Linked DNA regions of Homo sapiens: region 2 is linked to region 1. A link is a loop called in an ENCODE intact Hi-C map of the cell type or tissue named here. Cell type or tissue: gastrocnemius medialis. All regions are shown on one strand.

Region 1 (8,000 bases):
CAGCCTGGGTTTCTCACTTCTGCATTGGAGGTTGGGGCAGACCAGTGCTGGAGCTCCCCTGGGCAGGCTGAGCCTCTGTCTGGGGCATGCTCTGACAGGGAGAGATGGATTCAAACCCATTCCAAGAAGAGTTACAAAGAGCAGACGCTAAGGAGGGGGAAACCAGGATGTGGGTTCAGCTGTGCCCAGGAGTTGACATCATTCTTGGGGCCCACGGAAACCCATCAGCACCCAAAGTTTCACCTGTATGCAGTGCCCATCTACGCAAGGCCAGCAGCCTGCAAAGATCTCACCAGTGGGGCCTCTGGAAATAACCCAGGCTCAGAAACTAGAAGACCGCCGTCCCACCCAGGGCAAGCCCCTCTCCCACCCCAGGTCCTGCTAAACTCAAAACAGGAAGAGGTCGTGCCCGCCCCCTCGACCGCTGCAGGTTCAAGCTAGCTCACCTGGATCACGTTGCTGTTGGAGTTCTTGGAATCGGCACTGACATAGACAGAGAAGAAGGGTGAGGTGCGGTAGTGGGCGGTGACCACCTGCAGGGTGTCCTGGAAGTTGTCCTTGGCCCAGGGACCTGTGATGTTCCAGCCCCCGAGCTGTGGGGAGGGAGAGCAGGCAGGGAGGTGATGAGGTGGCGGGGAGACCCAGATGTGAATTCTGGTTCTGCCGCTGACTTGCTCTGTGACCCTGGAGCAGTCGCCTGACCTCTCTGAGCCTCAAGAGCAAAGGAAAGGATTGGTCTTCATCGGGGGTTTCCGACCCATGAGCTGGAGACCCATGGATGGAGCAAAGGCTTATCCTAGACAAGCCAAGCAGCCAGGCATGAATCCAGCCGCTCCCTGGGTGGCTGGGATGAGAATGGGAAAGAGACTTTTCCCGGTTCACGGTTTATATTTTGGATAATGAATTGTGTGAATGTGATTATATCAAAACATAAATTCAATTGTGCCTCTGGGATAAAAAAGGCTCCACATGTTTAAGAAGGTTGGTAAATTACGGTCTACTTTAGTCTCAAAGTTGGGATTTTAAAAAAATTTTTTTTGAGATGGAGTCTTGCTCTGATTCCCAGGCTGAAGTGCAGTGGGGCCATCACAACTCACTGCAGCCTCCACCTCCTGGGCTCAGGTGATTGTCTCACCTCATCCTCCTAAGTAGCTATGACTACAGGTGTGTATCACCACACCTGGCTAATTTTTAAATTTTTTGGAGATGGGGTCTTGCTATGCTGCCCAGGCTGGTCTTAAACTCCTGGCTTCAAGTGATCCTCCTGCCTCAGCCTCCCGAGAAAGTTGGGATTTTAAAAAATCTCCCTGGTCTTCCCTGGTTTGGCACATGGGACCTGTCCAGAGAGGAGGGGACTAGCATAGTCCCCAGCGCATGCAGCCACCAACCCTGCTGCAATGCTTTCCTGGAGCCAAGCTAAGAGGCAGGGCTGTCCAGGGAACACGAGGCAGGCAGAAAACATCCACAGACACCTACTGTCTGCACCAGGAAGCCTCAGAGTCTGGGAAGTGCCCAAGAAAGCAAGAAAGATGTCTTCCCCTGCTCAGGAGTAAGCAGGTATAGGAGAGTGGCCTGGGTCCCTGCTCACGGGGAGGGCTCTGGTTCTGGGCCAAGACTCTCTGTGGGTCTTTCTGGAACAGGCACACACCCCTCCACACACACAAACATAACCCCTGAGGAAAAAACAGCAGCAACGTGGAGGAATATTTTCCCTCTAAACATGGCCCCCATCCCACACACAGATGCACAGAGAGACACACAGACAGATGACAGACATCTACAACAGATGCTGACACACACTCTCACACAAACACATGCACAGACAACCCACCCACGCAGCTACGCAATGTGCTCACACTCACATGTGCTCTCGCACACTCGCTCTCTCTCTTTCTGTCTTTCTCTTGGTGCTACCGGCTGGACGTATGAGGTGGGCCAGTGGTACCAGAAGGCTGGAGTGGAAGCCAGGGGGCGGGCAGGTGGCATGGGCCGGGGCTTGGGGAGGGAGAGCCCGAGGCACTCACCCTCTCAATCAACTCCATTAGAGGTTTGGCCCTGAGCTCCTCGATCCTGGTCTCGTTCATGCACGCACGGTAGTATACTTGCGCCTTTCTCTCTGCCTCGCTCACGCTGGCCGTGGAGTTTTCTGGAACAACAGACAGTGGAGTTTGCAATGCGGCCCCACTTGCCCACTGGGTGGCTTTGGGGCAGTCCCTCTTTTCGGAGCCTTGGTGTTCTCAGCTGCAAAGGAGCTCTGACATCTGCCTGTCGGAGTGGCAGTGAGGAATGCCGTCACCGTGAGTATGTGAGGGCCCCTGGACAGAGCCTGGCAAGCTGAAGGCGCTCCCGAAATTTTGCTGACTGCAAAGAAAAAGAATCGACCACGTTTCTCTCCCTCTGCCAGTTGGGTTCACAGACGTGTCCCCGGGTTGACCGCACGTGCCCACCAGCAGGACAGTGTTCTTCCCCTGTGGATAACGTGTGGTACGAACACCCCTGCCTGGTGCATGGGACAGAGGCCGGTCTTGGTTTTCAGATACCAGATGATCTTTCTTGTGATAAAGACTGAAGTTGGATGGAAACTCAAAAGGCTCATTCATTATGAATTTACTTTTTGCTTCCTCCTTGGAGGGGCTAGGCACGTTCACCAGGCTTACAGCCAACTCCTGGGGCCGTTTTCCACCGCCCTTGCCAACTCCAGCAAGCAGCATCTCCCTCCTGCAGTGGCTTCTCAGACCTTACCCCAGACACCCGGAGATTCTGTTCCCTTCTCCCTCACCTCAGTGCCCTGGTCCAGATGCCACCTGCTAAAGGCAATGCTCCGGTGGGTGCACCTGGTGAAGATGACCGCTTCCTGCCACTCAGGTCCACAAGGGACCCACTATATACTGGGGCTCTGTGCATGAGCCTTCTTCTCAGAGCCCTGCTCCAGGCCATGCCAGATACTCTAAACCCCTCAATTCCATCTGTCCCTCTTGCCTCCTCTGGGAAACTCACTGCTCCAGACACATTCCCTCATTTCATGTTCATTTCTCTCTGGCCCTGAAGCCCCTTCCTTTGCCTCCTTCAAAGATCCCTCAAACCCCAGCTCCTTCACAAAGACTTTCCTGGCAGAACTGTATCCATCCACCCTCTGACCAGATACTAGATGCTTACTCTATGCTAGGCCCTGTGTAAGCTGTGGGACACAAGAGAAAACATCCCTGTCCCCAAGGAGCTTCTGCATGGGACCCTGTTAAAATCCTACTCAACCTCAAGGCCTCTACGGGGACATCTTTTTGATGAAGGCTCTCCTAAGATGTTCATTCCCAAAGGCCCTCACCGCTCTGCATACCTGTGTCCACCATTAGACCGTGAGCTCCTTGGGACAGAAAGCGGGTCTTATTTATGCCTATAAAATTCAGAGCCCAGCCCTGTGCCTGGCACCCAGCAGAAACTCAAAGAAATGACCACAAGACACGACAGTGCTATGAACAACGCACGTGGCTATGGAACACAGAGAAAAGTCACTCCCTTCGGAGGGGTGGGGAGAAGAGGGGTCTCCAGAGGGCGTTCCATTTGAGCTGGTTCTGAAAGCTGAAGTTGTTCACCAGGTGGAAGGGAGGGGAGAGGCCACTGGGTTGCGCGGAGCAGGACAGGACAGTGTGGGGACAAGCGGGGATGCCTGAAAGGGCAGGCGGACTGCTTGGAGAAAAGAAAGCTGTCTGGCGTAGTCACTTGGAGCAAAGGACATGAGTCACTTCCTGGCCAGTCTTTCATCAGCTTTCCCAGCCTCACCCCGAGAGCTCCCTGCCCCCCGATCCTCACCATAAATAGCACCATGGCTTTCACTGATCAGAGCATCGAGCCCCGGTCTTGCTGACCTCAGGGTGATGGCCCTGAAAGGGGGACGGGACCAGCTTGGGGCTAGTCTGAAGGAAGACACAGAGACAAGAGAGCCCCTTGAGAGACAGGGTCAGGGGCCTGAACGAGGGGCTATGGAGGGTTCGTACAGCCCTGGAGACCATGGGCTACTGGGTTGCTAAGTGCTGGAAACACCTGCATGTCCCCCAGGCACCACGGCAGCTCTGAGAAGAGGACTCTGTGAGGGGAGGGCGGAAATGGGGAAGCTGGGATACAGAAGATCAGGGAGAGCAAAAGGGGAGTGCCTCGCCCCTCCCAGGGGCCTCGTTCCTATGGCAACACTCCCAATGAAGCTCTTGGAAGAAAAAGCAGGAGAATCGTCATTGCTCCCCAGGCCTCAGATGCAGCGTCTCACCCTCCACATCTGGCTCCGGCCAAAGCCCTGAAATGCCAGGGCCAGCGCTGGGGAAGGCACTCTGTGTGCTCTGGCCCATGAGTGAGCCTGGCATCTCCCTCCCCCAAGGCCACAAAGATAAGAGGCCTAAAGAACAGCTCCCAGGAGCAGCCTGGCTGTGCTAATCACAGCGAGTTCCGAGGCCCTCTTCCCTAACACCTGTCTGCAAGCCCCAAATTATCACCGGGAGGGAGAAGGAATGCCTCCTTCAGACACAGCCTCCCTTGCTCCTTCGCTGAGAGGCTGCCACAGGCCAGGTTCAAACTCCATTCCTTTGGCCCCCACCACCTGGGTGCCACGCTCACTTGCTTTCCCACATTGTTTACAAAGTTCCTTTTGCCTGGCAACCGCCAGGCCGGGTGTGGGGGACAGTGGGCAACATAACTGGAGGCCTGTCCACGTGAGGCATGCAGCGTGGTGAGTGAGGCAAACGGCAGCCAAGGACTCGCGGGAGCATCTGATTACGCACGGGGTGAACGCTGTGAGAACATCCCAGAGGCCTTGAAGGGGAGGGCGGGAGGAGACCAGGGAAGCCAAGCAAGGCCCCGGGGAAGCTTCGTTTGAGCTTCGGGCTGAAGGATGAACTCAATGTGGAGTAGAAGCAGGGGCTGTGCCTGGGCTGCCCCTCCGCCATTCCATGTCTTAGTGGTCCCTGCAGCCCCAGAACCAGCCCTGGATAGGGACCTAGTAGGCCCCTAGCAACAGGTGGTGGCTGCAAGAACAGAGCCCAGTGTCCCTTTCTGGAGAGGAAGGACATCTGGAAGATGAGAGGGTGATGAGGCCGGATGCCCACCTAAGGTTTCCTTTTTTTATATTTATTTTTTTTTTTTTTGAGACAGAGTCTCGCTCTGTCACTAGGCTGGAGCGCAGGGGCGCAATCTCGGCTCACTGCAACCTCCACCTCCTGGGTTCAAGTGATTCTCCTGCCTCAGCCTCCCGAGTAGCTGGGACTACAGGCGTGTACCACCACGCCTGGCTAATTTTTGTATTTTTAGTAGAGACTGGGTTTCACCATGTTGGCCAGGATGGTCTCAATCTCTTGACGTGTGATCTGCCCACTTCAGCCTCCCCAAATGCTGGGATTACAGGCGTGAGCCACCATGCTTGGCCAAGATTCCCTTTTTTTTTTTAAAGGAAATCGGGCAGGTGGGGCAGGAGTGGACAGGATGAGGGGGCCCCGCCAGGAGTTGGTGTTCATGCCCCCTCTGTGTGTGTCATCAGTATCCCCACTGCCAATGCTGGCTGGGGCAGGAGCCCTGGTAGAAGGTACGGTTCCTCTTCCTCCCCCTGGTTCCAGGAGCCCACGGGGACAACCCACGGCACACTCTCCCACCTCTTCTTTTTCCTCCTCACTCAGGGAGCACCTACTATCCTGCAGGCTCCAGGGGACAAGAGCCCAAGTGAGGCTGCCAGGCGGGAGGCTGCTGCAGGGGACCAGGTGAGCAAAGGTGGGCGCTTGGCCAGGATGGCGGCAGAGAAGGGGGCGAGAAGTATTTGGAACATGAGAGAAAGGAGAGTCAAGAATGGAGTCAAGTTTCTTTGGCCTGAGTGAGAAGCTGCTGACACTGGGGAACCGCAGCCTGAGGATGAGGGGCAGGCTTAGGAAGGAGCTTCAGTGCACACAGCTACTGCCTAAAGCTCAGCTCCAGACACTCGAAGTTTGAGGCCTCTATGAGACACCCAAGGGGAGCCCTGGTCTGGGGAGTCTGTAGAGTGCATTGTCTTGAACTCCTTTTAGTCCAAATAGGCACTGGAATATACCAATTCCCCCCCCCCCTTTTTTTTTTTTGACACTGAGTCTCGCTCTGTCGCCCAGGCTGGAGTGCAGTGGCACGAACTTGGCTCACTGCAACCTCCGTCTCCTGGGTTCAAGTGATTCTCCTGCCTCAGCCTCCCGAGTAGCTGGGATTACAGGCATCCTCCATCACGCCCGGCTAATTTTTGTATTTTTAGTAGAGACAGGGTTTCACTGTGTTGGCCAGGCTGTTCTCAAACTCCTGACCTCAGGTGGTCTGCCTGTCTCGGCCTCCCAAAGTGCTGGGATTACAGGCGTCAGCCACCGCACCCAGCCCCAATTCCTGAAATTGGCCAGAAGGCTCTATATCACGCATCCCCAACAGGGGCAATACTGCCCCCAGGAATTTATTCTTGCAGGACAAAGCATCTCACGCTTTTTACTCTGTGTATACAGACTAAGAATAGCAACAGACATCCAGAGTACCTGTGGCATTAACATTTCATGGAGGCGTAATGATAACTGCAGGCTGAGAAATGCCACCCTGGGTGACGGGGTCTGCGCTCCCACCTGTCTCCAGCTCCTGCCCCACACTCTTCCCCATGGCTGGCTGGTCTCTTCTCTCCTTAACTCAAGCATCTGCTCAGACATCCCTTCTGAGAAAGCCCATCCCTTCCTGATCGCTGCAGCTACAATCGCCTCTTCCCTCTCTGGCCCCATGCCCTACTTGATGTTTTTGAGCCCTTCTCTTTACAATCCTATCATGTATTTAGTCATTTATTTGTTTACTGTCTGTCTTCCCTGCTGGAATGTAACTTCCACAAGAAAAGACTGTCTTATTCCTACATAATCCCCAGCCCCAAGCAATGCCTGGCACACAGAAAGTGTCTGATGCATAATTGGTGAGTGAATAAAGGAATGAATGACAGAGAAACGTAGCACTCTAGCCTGCGGGAGGTGACTGGGCTTCAAAGTGAAATGAGTGGCTCATGTCTGTAATCCCAGCACTTTGGGAGGCCAAGGTGGGTGGATCACTTGAGGTCAGGAGTTTGAGACCAGCCTGGCCAACCTGGTGAAACCCTGTCTCTACTAAAAATACAAAAGTTATCCGGGTGTGGTGGCGGGTGCTTGTAGTCCCAGCTACTCGGCAGGCTGAGGCACAAGAATCGCTTGAACCCAGATGGCGGAGGTTGCAGTGAGCCGAGATAGCGCCACTGTACTCCAGCCTGGGCGACAGATCGAGACTTGGTTTCAAACAAAACAAAACAAAGTGAAATCAGGCACAGACCTTTTTCTGAATAAGAAAAAGGTCTCTAGGACTGTGCCAACCCTCCATAGCCCCTCGTTCAGGCCCCCAACCTTGCCTCTCAAGGGGTGCTCGTCTCGGTATCTTTTTTCAGACTAGCCCCAGGCTGGCACTGTCCCCTTTCGGGGCTGTCACTCTGAGTTCAGCAAGACCAGGGCTTGATGCTGTGGTCTCCTTTAAGACACCCCTGGCTCATGTTTACTTCCCAGAAGATTTCATGGAGGCAAAGAAGAAGCCAACACCCAACAGTGTGGCTCCTGGCACTATGCTGGGGACACATTTTGGAGACAGCAGCACTTCTGCGGCCTCCTTGTACTATGAAGATCTTTTGGCAGCCTAGGGCCACACAACAGAGCTCCACACTGCCTGGGTACTTCCTTCTAGGGGCCCCGAGTTCCAGAAGCTTCCTCAGTCCCTACCCCAAAGTCCCAGAGAGGAAGACAGAGCACCATTTCATCGGCCGCTTCTTCCTCTGGGAGTTTTCATTGGAATGCCCTCTCCACATCACTCCTCAGGGAGGAAATGAACGCCCAGGCAGGCAGAGCTGTGGGGTATGATAGGGGTGTCTGGGAATCCCCCGTATGCTGCTGGGATAGGGGTGTCTGGGAATCCCCCACGCGCTGCTGGGATAGGGGTGTCTGGGAATCCCCCACATGCTGCTG
Region 2 (8,000 bases), 57 kb after region 1:
GACCTATGGTCTGCTTCTTGGCTTGGAGAACTCCTATTCACCCTCCAAAACCCAGATGAAATGTCATCTCCTCTATGAAGTCTTCCTCTGTGTCCCATGCTGCCCCATCTGTATGTATCTGTAGTGATTTGTATGTATCCCCAGTAGAAAACCCTCCCTTGTACTGTAATTAATAACTACTATCCAGGCACTGTGTTAAGACTGTCACACTCATTAATTTCAAATCTATCTCTCTGCAAGCCAGAGTCAATACCTATTTAACAGATGGGGGTGATAAGGCTCAGAAAGGTTAAGAGGCTTGCCTAAAATCACACAGCTAATAAGTGGCAGATCTGTAATTTGAGCCCAGGTCTGCTCATGTCCCAAGCAAATAATTCTTTGGTTGGTTCAGGCTGCCACCTCCATCCAACTGCAGCTGAATCCGATGCCTACTGGGGTCCCAACCTTTGCAGTTCCCCAATGGATCAACCTCAGAGATGAGCTGTCACTCAGCCCCAATGTCTGGGGTATCCCAGGCCAAAGGTGATCTACCAGCTGGTGCCACCTCACCCTCACGGCGTCTAGGACAACCTGGAAAGTCCTAGGGGCTTGTATATAGGCAACTAGGCATTAAAAGCTGCTCCTGGCCGGGCATGGGGGCTCAGGTTTGTAGTCCCAGCACTTTGGGAGGCCAAGGCAGGCAGATCACTTGAGGTCAGGAGTTTGAGACCAGCCTGGCCAACATGGTGAAACTCCATCTCTACTAAAAATACAAAAATTAGACAGGTGTGGTAGCGCATGCCTGTAATCCCAGCTACTTGCGAGGCTGAGGTGTGAGAATCACTTGAACCCAGGAGGCAGAGGTTGCAGTGAGCTGTGTGCCACTGCACTCCAGCCTGGGTGACAGAGCAAGACTCTGTCTCAAAAAAAAAAAAAAAAAAAAAAAGCTGGCCCTATTTTCCCCATATTCTAGGATTCTAGGGCTCTATGAATCCACTCCCTCTGTCTACACAGGCAGCGTCAGGAAAGAGTGCTGGTTCTGGAGTCAGTCAACCTGGGTACCGGCTGTAGGACCTTAAGAATGGGACTTAACCTCTCTGGTGCCACAGTCAGCTTACCTGTGATTTGGGAGAACCCCTCCTCACAGTGACTGAGTGCGGCTGTGTAAGTTGAGTACCTGCCACAGTAGCTGGCACATGTCCTCTTGTCTAGGGAACAGATTTACTACACGCACACAATGCGCCAGACACTGTTCTTGGTGCTGTTTACAGCAGCAAATCAGAAGAACATTACTGTCCTTAAGGGGTTTTTCACCCTCAGAACAGCAACCCCAATATTGTTGGCCTGTTCTCTCAGTGAGGAATCCCATGATGCCGTGGGTTTATCTGATTCTAGTTTTTTGTTTGTTTGTTTGTTTTTTGAGAAAGAGTCTTGCTCTGTTGCCCAGGCTGGAGTGCAGTGGCACGATCTCGGCTCACTACAACCTCTGCCTCCTGGGTTCAAGCAATGCTCCTGCCTCAGACTCCTGAGTAGCTGGGGTTACAGGCGTGCGCCACCACACTGAGCTAATTTTTGTATTTTTTTTTTAGTAGAGATGGGGTTTCACCATGTTGGCCAGGCTGATCTCGAACTCCTGACCTCAGGTGATCCACCCGTCTCGGCCTCCTAAAGTGCTGGGATTACAGGTGTGAGCCACCATCCTCGGCCTGATTCCAGTTCTTAACATACATAACACACATACTTCTTAGAAACTCTCCTGTGGTCGCCAAGAGACATGAATATGGAAGTCCCACACAGCATGTGCTGTGGTTGTGAATGAGAAACAGCCTAAATGCCCATCTATAGGAGCCTGGATAAACCACAGGAGAGCCACATCATGGGATGGAATACTACACGGTAATGAAAACCAAGTGGCTGCAACTCAAACAACAGGAAGACAGAAAAGCTGCAGAAGTCAACATGGAGCCTCCAATCAATTATTGAAAGTTCAAAAACAGTGAGCAACATCATACCTATGTATCATTTAGGGAGGCAGAATCAGGCTGCGCTTGGTGGCTCACACCTGTAATCCCAGCACTTTGGGAGGCCGAGGTGGGCGGATCACCTGAGGTCAGGAGTAACAGTATCAAGACAGTCACTGAAGAGTCTCTCCCAGTCTCTTCCCCTGGGAGAGAGAGTGGTAAGAAACGGACTGGGGGTGTGGGGGTATGGGGGATTCAACTGCATTTGGGATGTTTTATTCCTTAAGCTGAACACTTACATACCAGTGTTTGGTTTTACTGAGCCTGATGCTTTTAATATGTCTGAGATATTTTGCTACCCACCAGAATAGGTCAGACAGACTTGGGCTTCGAGCCAGCCCTGTGCTTTGCTGCCATGCGATCCTAGTCTTCTCTGTGAAGTGGGAATCCTATCGCCCACTGTTAGCTCCCGGGACTCTTCTGAGAATTAAACAAGGTCGTGTCTGCAAAGGGCCTGGCATCCGGTGGCTGCCATTGTTCCTGCTGCTGTTGGGAGGGTCTCCCAAAATGAACAGACAGAGGGGAAGGCCAGCTCGCAGGCCTCAGATGGGGAAAAGGGTTTGCTTGTCACAAGGCCAGTCCAGCCCGCGGCGACGCTGAGCTGGTGACGCATCTGCAGCTCTGGGGATTGAGCAATCTTGGTCCCCTGACCGGGATGGAGTCATGGGCCCAGGCTGGCTGGAGCCCCTCTACTGCTCCCCACCCGCTTCTCAGACTTTGTGTTCCTGGCCTTCTTGGGACCCCTCCAGGCTGGCAGCCACACCCTCCCCTCTGTGAGCTAGGCAGGAAAGCCCGGTTCCATTCCTGCCCAGTTCTCTTCGGCCTCTCCTGAGCCCCTGCTCCCCAACTCAAGGTGGGGTCCTAACCACCTTGCATCCAAACAGATCCTCTGGAGACGCACGAGTGGGTCAGGGCAGTCAAGAGCTGTGCAGGCTCAGACAGGTCATGTGACTTCTGTAGGTCCCTGGCTTTAGCAGGTGTGGCCGAAGGTGTGGGGTGCCAGTGTCTGTCTCCTGGTTCAAATCCAGGCTCGGGGTGTGACCCCAATGTTCTTGAACTTAAATCAGAGCCACCGCGATCTCTTTCTCGAAGTGGGGACAAAACACATGCAAAGCAGGGCCTGCCCCTCCAAGGTGCACCTTGAAGGTATCAGACGGCATGGACGAGGTCCCCTCGCTGGCTGCTGTGACGGTTAAACGATTCTTCCCAGCTCTGCACAACTCAAGTGATAGCTGTTGGACTCGGAGATGAACAAGAGTGAGGGAAACGGTGGGGGAGAGCAGTGGGCAAGACCTGGCGTGGCAAGTGGGGAGCAGGAGGCCCTCGTGTGGACTCGCAGAGACCCAAACCCAATGAAACAAGTACCCTGCTGGCGCATGTGCAGGAACTGATCAGCGTTCCTGAGGGCCCAAGGACATTTCCAGGGCACAGCTTGGGGAGGGCAGCAGAGTGGGAGCAGCTGTGAAATTGGGTTTCAGGTCATGACGCAGTTGGGGAACTTATTTCCTTCATCCCTGCCCTTTCCTGACCCTGTCCCACTCCCTTAACAAAGGTCAGCCTGGCCTAGGGGTGTCCTCCCTGGAGACCTCCCCTCCCTTGTGCCTCAGCCTCTCACTGTCTTTGGGGCAGACATTTCTCCGCTCTGGGCTTCAGTTTCTCTATCTGTAAAATGGGTGGGGTGATATTTCAGGCCTTAGCAACTTCTAAAATCCCATTTTTTGAAGATTTAGAACCAGTGAGCCTTCCTGAGGCCCACTTCACAAGCCTATCCAAGCAGAGGTGGCAAAATCCTCCTCCCTGGGTGAGAGGCAGGCGACACCCCTGAGTTGGTCACACCAGCCTTCCAAGGAGCTAACCCGACCTGACAGTCACTTCAGCCTGGCCAGGCCCCCAGGCAGTGTGCCAAAAAGCGGACGGGGGAGGGGATTTGCAGCAAGAGCTACAGCTCCCCAGAGGCCGCACTTCTGTCGGGGGAGACGCTGAGCGAGGGTCAGAAGAAAGTCAGCATGGGAAATGTGACGTCAGCAGAGGCAGATGCGAAGGAATACTATCCGAAAATGCTTCCGTAAACTCACCCTCCCAGGAAGCCAAATTCTGTGGGTTTTCAGTGGAGCTGGGTCTGTACAATCTCCCGGGCTCCGTTTTCTCATCAGCTAAGTCAAAATAATAAAGTGAGGCCAGGCACGGTGGCTCAAGCTCGTAATCCAAGCACTTTGGGAAGCCAAGGTGGGTGGATTGCCTGAGCTTAGGAGTTCGAGACCAGCTTGGGCAACATGGTGAAACCCCGTCTCCACTAAAATACAAAAAAGTAGCCAGGCGTGGTGGTGTGCGTCTATAATCCCAGCTACTTGGGAGGCTGAGGTGGGACAATCGCTTGAACCCGGGAAGTGGAGGTTGCAGTGAGCCGAGATCGCATCACTGCTTTCCAGCCTGGGAGACAGAGCGAGACTCCGTCTCAAAATAATAATAATCATAATCATAATCATAATCATAATCATAAAGTGGACTACGCAGGGCTTTTCTAGAGACATGATAAGACCTCGTGTCTAAATGGCCTGGTACATACTAGGGCCTCCATAAATGCCGGCTCCATGCTGCCCCCACCTCTGTCCACCAGGGCACCCCCGGCACCAAGGGCCAGACTCCCTCTGCTGCCCCCAATCTGCTTCTCAGACTTTCTGCTCCTGGCCTTCCTGGGAGCCCTCCAAGCCAGCAGCTGTGCCCTCCCCTCTGTGAACTGGGCAGGAAAGCCAGGCTCCATCCCTGTCCAACTCTCCTCAGCCTCTCCTGAGACCTGGCTCCTCATTCTCGCCACTCCCTACCAGGCACCGGGAGGCACGGCTCACTGTTCCCTAGTTTGTCTTGGTCCCCCAGAGGGCCAACAAGCAGTCTGGGTGTTTACATTAGTTCAGCTGAGACAGGCTGAACAAACACACGCGGTCCCATGGCTTCTAGTGCCAGCCCCCACACACCACTCGCCACCCAGGCTGTCTTGAGTCCACAGGTGTCCCCACCCCACTCCAGATCTTCTGTTTACACTCGGCAGCAGCGTCCCATCTTTTGACTTCCCTGGGCCACAATGTAAGAAATATTGTCTTGGGTCACACATAAAATACACCAACGATAGCCGATCAGCTAAAAAACAAAGGTGCATGCATAAATCTCAGAATGTTTTAAGAAAGTTTATGAATCTGTGGTGAGCCGCATTCAAAGCCATCCCAGGTCACATGCGGCCCACGGGCCGCAGGTTGGACAAGCTCATTCACAGATTCTCCCCATGGATTCTGTTTGAGGTTTGCTGCGTCCAGCTGATACCTGGTGAGACACTAACCCCGCCCACGACTATCTCCAGGCTCCAGCCGTCAACAGCTGTATGGGCTCAAACAGGTCACCGGACTTCTCATTTATAAAATGGGGATGGTGACAGGGCCAACCCCACAGAGGACTGCTACGATCAAATGGGATAATGAGAGGTAGGCGCTAAGCACGTTGCCTGCAGGGCTCATGGAAGGTGCTGGAGAAATAAGCTTTTTAAAAAAAATTTAATACTGTTTTATGAGTAATTGAAGAGTTTGGCCAGAAGTCAGTGGGTCCTGAGAATACAACCTAAAAATAAGTAGAAAATTCTTGGCCAGACTGTGCTAAGCACTTTCCATGTATTATCAACGCCTCGCAGCAACCCCAGGAGATATGGTATGCCATCATCCTTCATTTGCATAGACAGGGAACTGAGGCTCAGAGAGGTTGAGTCACTCACAGGGGGTCACACAGCTCCCTGAAGGACGCACGTGTCTGTTCCAGAGCCTGTGCTCTTATCTTCCACACTCACCCAAGCTCCTATAGGGGCCGCAGCCTCATCTCTGTGTCTTTCTTCCCCACCCTTCCTTCATTCTGCGGAGGGTTCCTGAGGTCCCCAGCCTCCTCTAGGCCATGGAGTCCTGGGAGCTGCCAGCAGCGTGGAGCTCGGCTGTGCAGCCTCCCCTGCCTACTGCCGAGGTGGTGCCTTGAGGAGCTGTGATGGTCTTCCCTTGCCCTGGGTCTGAGCCTCTAGGATCCTGCTGCTGCAGAACCTCCTGGTTTGGAAAAGGGGAAAGGAGCTGTCTGTAACTCATCATTTAACCCATGCCAGGCACCGCGCAGATATTTTCCCACATAATCTTCATGATCACCCTGTGCTGGAGGTACTACCATCCCCACTTTACAGAGGAGGAAACCGAGGTTCCAAGAGGTGGTGTCACTTGCCAAGGGTCCCAGAGCTAGTGCGTGGCGGAGCTGGGGACTCAAACCCAGGTTGCTCTGACTCAAAGCCCACAATCTTGCTGCTCCCCAGGCTGGCCCCTGCTCCTGGGAGAGATAAGACCCCATATAAACAACCCTAACATAAACCAGAAAGCCAGGCAGGCCTTCAGGAGGCCCAGATAACAGCTGGGAAGATACACAAAGAGGGGCTCAGACTTCCTGGGGAAATCTCTGTGTGAATAACATAAGAGGAATTCTCCACTGGGAGGAGCAGCCCTGGGGCCCCCAGCAGCCATGTCCTGGAAGAGGGTCTGTTGGGGACCTAGGCCTGACCACAGGAAAGACAATTTCCAGTGCAGTGGCCCATGGGTGCCTTCACAAGTAATCAATATGGAATGAGCACCTACGGTGTGTTGGGCCAGGCACCAGGCTTGTCATGCACTTATTATCTTTCTCCATTCTTTCTGCAGTCCTGTCACACAGGATTGATTGATTGATTGATTGATTGAGATGGAGTCTCGCTCTGTTGCCCAGGCTGGAGTGTAATGGCGCAATCTCGGCTCACTGCAACCTCTGCCTCCCGGGTTCAAGCGATTCTCCTGCCTCAGTCTCCGAAGTAGCTGGAATTAGAGGCACGTGCCACCACACCCGGCTAATTTTTGTATTTTTAGTAGAGACAGGGTTTTACCATGTTGGCCAGGCTGATCTCGAACTCCTGACCTCAAGTGATCCACCCACCTTGGCCTCCCAAAGTGCTGGGATTACAGGCATGAGCCACCGTGCCCACCCTATTTTCATTTTAGAGAAGGAGAAACTGAGGCTGAGAGAGGGAAGAATGCTTCCTCAGGATCTAAGACCGCTTGGAAGGGGCCAGTTGGTGTGATTCCCAGGTCCGAATGAAACAGAGCTGCGTCCCCGGCCACCCTTTGGTCTGGTCTTGTCTCCCTCCTCCTCTGCCTGAAGCTCCCTCACTGCTGCCCCACCTGGCTCATGTCAGGAGCTGGAACAACTTCTGAAGTCAGCATTATATGCCCCTTTTACAGATGAAGAAACAGGGGCTCAGAAAGAAGTGGCAAGGCGGCTTCTCAGTGAGATGGAGTGGGGATGGGGGTGTGGATAAAACCAGGAGACCCCACACCCCACCTGAGCCCGGAGTGCAGCTCCCTCCCTAACGGCTGGGGACAGGTCAGTGCCACCCACCTCTAGCAAATGCTTCCATTCCCACAACCATGGGCACCTTGTGGAGGACTTGGTAGCCCTTAGCCCAGCAGACGCCCAGGCAGCCTGGCTGCACAGTTGCCATGGAAACACCAGTGGGTTCTTTGGGGGCAGGAGAGCAACCAGCCCTTCTCACCTGGCCAGTGCAAGGCGCAGGCTGAGGCACAGGTTGGGGCTGTGCCAGGCCCCCCACATGTGTCACACTCCAGGGCCCCAGGCCTGTGACCAAAATGGCAGTGCCACTGCTGGCATAGGGGATGGGGACACCAGTGTGGTGGCACTGTTTGGCCCTGAGGGGTTGGAAGTTGATCTAACCACCTAGCTGGGGAAAAGGACAAGAAAACCCAGCGATGGAGAGGAGAGGCACAGGAAAGGGGGCAGACAGACAAGGGCCTCTTGTCAGGAAGGACAAGAGGTTCTGATCTAGCACTCTGCTGAGAGAAAGAAACGGGGAGGCCGGGAAGGGAAGTGGGCATGGCCCCCGGAAGAGGACGCACATGGATCCGCCCTCTGCTGGAATTTGTGCATGTTTGGTGAAAACCC

What was found. Peaks named below come from ENCODE experiments on the same cell type or tissue, not always from the same donor. Only the 100,000 strongest peaks of a DNase experiment are listed, where the experiment ranks them.
Region 2: a loop joins it to region 1, with 5 times the contacts of the local background. A loop is called at or near these places in 13 of 110 quality-filtered maps.

The regions. Positions count from the first base shown.
Region 1 is chr1:21,258,247-21,266,246 of GRCh38, forward strand. It overlaps ECE1 (endothelin converting enzyme 1), which reads right to left. Exons shown (of 19, transcript NM_001397.3): 5 at 2,025-2,146; 6 at 447-593. It overlaps LOC124903872 (a long non-coding RNA gene), which reads left to right and starts at 3,837. Exons shown (of 3, transcript XR_007065530.1): 1 at 3,837-4,778; 2 at 5,655-5,735. RefSeq lists enhancers at 3,194-4,393, 6,887-7,713 and a silencer at 3,930-4,224. In gastrocnemius medialis, no CTCF peak of the experiment used is centred here; DNase peaks (open chromatin) are centred at 3,735, 4,145 and 4,755; H3K4me3 peaks cover 360 bases; H3K27ac peaks cover 5,352 bases.
Region 2 is chr1:21,314,888-21,322,887 of GRCh38, forward strand. It overlaps a transcript of ECE1 not described here. Among named protein-coding and RNA genes, the nearest start is that of ECE1-AS1, 26 kb to the left of the region's middle. RefSeq lists enhancers at 272-1,061, 2,155-2,972, 2,973-3,790, 4,609-5,426, 7,097-7,916 and a silencer at 5,179-5,418. In gastrocnemius medialis, no CTCF peak of the experiment used is centred here; DNase peaks (open chromatin) are centred at 2,674, 3,934 and 4,811; H3K27ac peaks cover 8,000 bases.